Linked DNA regions of Homo sapiens: region 2 is linked to region 1. Evidence: read pairs that join two places in POLR2A ChIA-PET (ENCODE). Cell type or tissue: GM12878. All regions are shown on one strand. Each heading gives the region's core, and the rest is flanking DNA. Links, peaks and the distances in the headings are about the cores only. Region 1 overlaps NFX1 (nuclear transcription factor, X-box binding 1). Region 2 overlaps SMU1 (SMU1 DNA replication regulator and spliceosomal factor).

Evidence for each region. ChIA-PET counts read pairs that join two places held together with the same protein. Peaks named below come from ENCODE experiments on the same cell type or tissue, not always from the same donor. Only the 100,000 strongest peaks of a DNase experiment are listed, where the experiment ranks them.
Region 2: POLR2A ChIA-PET joins it to region 1 with 5 read pairs; 5 of 35 experiments call an interaction of 5 or more read pairs at or near these places.

Annotation. Positions count from the first base shown.
Region 1 is chr9:33,295,960-33,298,880 of GRCh38, reverse strand. All of the region lies in intron 2 of NFX1 (nuclear transcription factor, X-box binding 1), which reads right to left. Among named protein-coding and RNA genes, the nearest start is that of NFX1, 6.9 kb to the right of the region's middle. In GM12878, for the core only: no CTCF peak of the experiment used is centred there; a DNase peak (open chromatin) is centred at 1,230; H3K4me3 peaks cover 2,427 bases; H3K27ac peaks cover 2,198 bases.
Region 2 is chr9:33,051,440-33,054,360 of GRCh38, reverse strand. It overlaps SMU1 (SMU1 DNA replication regulator and spliceosomal factor), which reads left to right. Exons shown (of 12, transcript NM_018225.3): 10 at 1,071-1,238. Among named protein-coding and RNA genes, the nearest start is that of SMU1, 24 kb to the left of the region's middle. In GM12878, for the core only: no CTCF peak of the experiment used is centred there; no DNase peak of the experiment used is centred there.

The DNA.
Region 1 (2,921 bases), core at 129-2,628:
ATCTCCTACCTGAACAACTGCAATAGCCTCCTAACTTGTCCTGTTGCCTTCTTAGAGCCTATTCTCCACACAGCAGCTTAATAATATTTTTTTTTTTGAGACAGGTTCTTATTCTGTCACCCAGGCTAGAGTGCAGTGGCACAACCACTACTTACTGCAGCCTTGACCCACTGGGCTCAAGCGATCCTCCTAGTTCAACCTCTTGAGTAGCTGGGACTATAGGCATGTGCCACCACGTCCAGCTAATTTTTATTTTTTTGCCTTTTGCAGAGATGGGGTCTCATTAAGTTGTCCAGGCAGGTCTTGAACTCCTGGGCTTAAGCAATCCTTCTGCCTTGGCCTTCCAAAGTGCTGGGATTACAGATGTGAGCCACCACATCCAGACCCTAAGTGATTATTTTAGAATGTAAGTTCATGACATCCCTCTTCCCAGGACCTTCCAGCAGCCTCTCATCTTACTCAGAACCAAATCCAAGGGACTCACATGATCCAGCCCTTGCTATTTCTCTGACCACCTTTCCTGCCCCTATCTTCATTGCCTATAATACCCCTCCCCACATCTAAATTTGCTCCTCCCTCTGCCTAGAATGCTCTTTCTCAAGCTAGCCACATGGTGCATTTCTGTACTTCATTCTTGTCTCTGTTCAAATGTCTCCTTATCAAAGAGGTCAACCTATGTAAAATAGCACTCTTGTCACTCTGTCTTCTTAACCTTCTTAATATTTCTTTTTAGTCCTTATCACCACCTGACATATTAAATATCTAAGTGCTTTCTGCCTGTCTTCCCTACCAGAATGTAAATTCCATCAGCATTCCCTGTACCTAGAACAGTGCTTGGTATATAGTATTTATGCAACAAATATGAATGAAGTGTTCTCAAAAATGATATGAATAATGTGAGAATGTTAAGGCCCCAAGAGATTTGTTAAATAGAATTCTAAGATGGTCTTCCAGATTCCCACCTCCCTGGTATGCATACCCTATATAATCTCCTCCCCTTGAGTATGGGTGGGCCTGACTTAATCAAGTAAGCCATTTTAAAAGAGTTGAAAATCAAACAGAAGTCAGAGAGATCTGAAGTGGCAGCAGCTGCTTTCCCGCAGGCCTCAAAGAAGCAAACTATCATGTTGTGTACAGAGTCATGTGGCAGGGAAACACAGGTGGCCTCTAGGAGCTGAGAGAGACACCCCTGGCCAACAGCCAGCAAGAAAACAGGAACCTCAGTCCTACATCTGTAAGGAACTGAATCCTACCAACAACCAGTGACTGAAAGAGAACCCTGAGCCTCAGATGAGATCACATGCCTAGCCAAATTTGGAGACACTGAGCAGAGAACCCAGCTAACCAGGACCCATTCATCTGACCCACAGAAACAGTGGCATAGTAAATGTGTGTTATCATAAGCCACTACATTGTGATAATTCACTATAAAGCAAGAGGTAATTATTAACCAGCCTTAAGGATTCAGTAACAACTCTGGTATAACATTGCTTTGCTTCACATATACATTGAGGTTCCAAGAATAATCCTGATAAAGCAAGAAACTAGAACTATAGGCTGGTGTAAAAACAGGCCCTGGGTAGATGGTGGCTTCAAGGGTTGGGCTGTATCTCACATTAAACTGGAGAGGGATTAAGATAGTGAAGGTCCAGGAGGAAGAGCTAGCAGAATAAAACTATTCAGCTTGATGAAATATACACTTAGGGCAAAATGATAGATGTCTTCGAATACTGCAAAAAGCTGATTTGCAGTAAGGAGAGGGGGAGCTGTGAGAAGACAGACTAGTTACTATGCTGCTCCGGAGGATAAAACTTGAACCAAAGGATAGGAAGGAAAGGAAAGAAGCTTTCAGTTCAATATAAGGATGAACTTTTTAATGGTCAGAACTGAGTACCTACTATGTTTCAAGAGCTGTGTGGGGCAGCAGGGTCACAAAAAAAGAAAAGAAATATACAGTGTCTGTTTTTAAGGAGCTTACAGACTAGTGGAGGACAATGAAGCATAAATAAATTATGGTTTCCAGTGTAAGTTCTGTAATAGAAGCATGCAAATTTAAGAGAAAGACATAAGCGTGAGGGCTGTAAGAGATTAACGCTATCTATAAAGGTGAGAAAAGGTTCCCTGGACATGTGACTAAAGTAACTTTTTTCCCCCCGCAAAACAGGGTCTTGCTCTGTTATCCAGGCTGGAGTACAATAGCTCACTGCAGCCTCGATCTCCTGGGCTCAAGTGATCCTCTCACTTCAGCTTCCTGAGTGTCTGGGACTACAGGCATGTGCTAACATGCCTGGCTAATTTTTTTATTTTAATTCTTTTGTAGTGACAGGGTCTCCTTATGTTGCCCAGGCTGGTCTTGAACACCTGTGTTCAAGTGATCCTCTCACCTCAGCCTCCCCAAGTGCAGGAATTACAGGTGTGAGCCACCATGCCTGGCCTAAAGTAGCTTTTGAAAAATGAGTAAGACTTCGTCAGCGAACTGAGTGACAGAAATTCTAAAGAGAGGGAGCCACATGCAACACCATGCAAAGACAAAAAAGTGTAGAATCCAGGGAATAAAATGTGGTAGATATTGAGGCAGCAGAAGATGGGACTGTTGAGTAAGGCAGAAGCAGTAAACGGAATTAAGCAGAGGAGTGACACAGTTTAATGTGTGTTTTAGGCAGGGCGCAGTGGCTCACGCCTGTAATCTCAGCACTTTGGGAAGCCGAGGCGGATCACCCGAGGTCAGAAGTTTGAGACTAGCCTGGCCAACATGGTGAAACCCCATTTCTACTAAAAATACAAAAATCAGCCAAGCATGGTGGCGGGCGCCTGTAATCCCAGCTACTCGGGAGGCTGATGCAGGAGAATCATCTGAACCCAGGAGGAGTTGCAGTGAGCTGGGATCGCACCACTGCACTCTAGCCTGGGCAACAGTGAGA
Region 2 (2,921 bases), core at 177-2,676, 240 kb after region 1:
TCAAAATCTCAGGATAGAGTCTCAAGCTAAAAAGCCTCTATTTGAGCCAGGCTTATTGGCACCTGCCTGTAGTCCCGTACTCAGAAGGCTGAAGTGAGAGGATCGCTTGAACTCAGGAGTTTAACGCCAGCAGAGGCAATAGGGCAAAATAGCGAGATCTCATCTCTTTAAAAAAAAAAAAAAAGAAAAGAAAAGCGGTTTTTGTTTTGTTTGTTTGTATTTTATTTTAATTATTTTACATAGAGACAAGATCGCACTATATTGCCCAGGCTGGTCTTGAACTCCTGGCCTCAAGTGATCCACCCGCCTTGGCTTCCCAAAGTGCTGACATTACAGGCGTGAGCCACCATGGCCGACCCCCTGTTTGGTTTTGATATCCAGACAAGGGTAGCTTTCTGGTTGTTTATGACAGTAGCAGTGTTGACAAACAACTAATTTTAAAGAGAGAGAGCTCTATTGGCTAAGGAAAAATGTATGAGAAAAGATCATAGATTTTTAAAAGTTTTTAAGTTTTAGTTTGTGACTTTGGCTTTGCCAATAAATCAACAAATACATGATGAATGCTTACTCTATTACAGTTGGTCCTCTGTATCCGGAACATGGATTCAACCAATCACAAATTGAAAATATTTGGGGAAAAAAAAGAAAATTCCACAAAATTCTAAAAAGCAAAACTTAAATCTGCCCCATGCCAAGTACTACATTGAATCCTTACAAAGGAAGTGGTGTGCGGGCATTGTATTAGATATTATAAGTAATCTAGAGATGATTTAAAGCATACAGGAGGATGTGCATAGGTTATATGCAAATACATCATTTTATGTGTGGGACTTGAGTATCCTTGGATTTTGGTATCTAAAGGGGATCCTGGAACCAATTCCTCACAGATACCGAAGGAAAACTGTATATGGCAGTGCTGGGTATTTGATTGGACCTAAAATCAAGTAAGAAACTTTTTTCCCCTGAATCATTTCTATTCTTTTTTAGTAAACTGTTAATATTTTAAACCCTAAAACTTTAGAAATTTTTATACCTAAAAAAGGTTTATAACTTAAATTTCTGTGTGGTAGATCTGGAATATGAAGACCACAGAATGTTCAAATACCTTTAAATCCCTGGGCAGCACCGCAGGGACAGATATTACCGTCAACAGTGTGATTCTACTTCCTAAAAACCCTGAGCACTTTGTGGTGTGCAACAGATCAAACACGGTGGTCATCATGAACATGCAGGGGCAGGTGAGTGTTCAGAACGTACCCTTGCACAGGAACTGTGGGCCATTCCCAAATCAGCACTTCCTGGTCCAGGCCCACCCTCCCAATAACCAAATTTGGGTTCATTTCTCTGTAAACCGTTTAAGCTGTATTTGTTTTTCAGATTTATTTATAGCTCCATAAAACATCTGTTTGGTATTTCAAAAGTGATCTCCTTTCCCCTGGATGTTTGTATATTAAGCACTTTCATCCTTCGGATAAAGGAAGCTCCTATCTGTCTTTAAGCCTCCTTCAGAACCTCACTGAAGATTTTAAGATAACAGTGTTTGTCTGAGTTAGGGGGATACAGTGTAGTATGGATTACCAACTCAGGACATCTCCCAGCTACCACGATCTAAAGTGGAACACTAATAGGAGAAAGGCAGCAGCAGTGTCCTCGGTGTATTTTTAATCAGAAAACCTGCAAGGTTCTCAAGGAATCTCACTTTTGTGGACTGTGAAGTAGCACTGGGGGTGTCAGAAGCATCAAGTTTGAGGACCCAAGCCCTAGGTATGTATGGTAGTGCTATTGGATTATTGGCCTGGACACTTGGGGATCTTGCTGACCATAGAGAAGACCCAGGGGCTGGTGTGTAGTACTCTCTTTCCATTCTTTGAGTTCTGTAACTGATGGAGTAGTAGTTGAGAATCCATAGCTGAGATGGCTGGTCCGCAGTATCTTTTGGGCCACTGCATAATAGCTACAGCTGCCCAGTGCATCTGCTGAGCACACTTCACAGTTCTGTGCTTGACTTTTTAAAATACTTTATTTTGAAAAAATAATTTTAGATTCACATAGAGTTGCAAAAATAGTACAGAAGAGTTCCTGTGTTTCGCTCTTCAAATTCCTCCAATGATAACATCTTATATAATGATAATACAATGATCAGAACTAGGAAATTGACATTGGTACAGTTATTAACTCTATTACAGATCTTATTTAGATATAACCAGTTTTTACATGCATTCTTTTTATTTATTTATTTATTTTTAAGCAGGGATATAATCATTCTGTAAAGTTTCATTACATGTATAGAGTCATGTAACCACCATTACAATCAGGATACAGAACTGTTTTTTTTTTTTTTTTGAGATGGAGTTTTGCTCTTGTTGCCCAGGCTGAAGTGCAATGGCGTGATCTCGGCTCACTGTAACCTCCGCCTGCCGGGTTCAAGCGATTCTCCTGCCTCAGCCTCCCGAGTAGCTGGGATTTCTAGTAGAGACGGGGTCACTCCAAGTTGGTCAGGCTGGTCTCGAACTCCTGACCTCAGGTGATCCACCTGCCTCGGCCTCCGAAAGTGCTGGGATTACAGGCGTGAGCCACTGCGCCTGGCCAGGATACAGAATGGTTTTATTCCCAAAGAAACTCTCATGCTACATCTTTATAGTCACGTCTTCCCCATAACCCTAGCCCCTGGCAACTACTGATCAGTTTTCCATTGTCATAATTTGTTGTTTTTTAAAAAATAGACTTTTAAGAGTAGTTTTAGGTTCACAGCAAAATTGAGCAGAAAATACGGACGGTTCCCATATTTCTTCTGTCCCTCCCACGGGCACAGCCTTCCACACTATCAGTATCTCGTGCCAGAGTGGTACGTTTGTTACAACTGATGAACCTGCATTTGGTACATCATTAACACACAAAGGCCATAGTTTACATTAGGATTC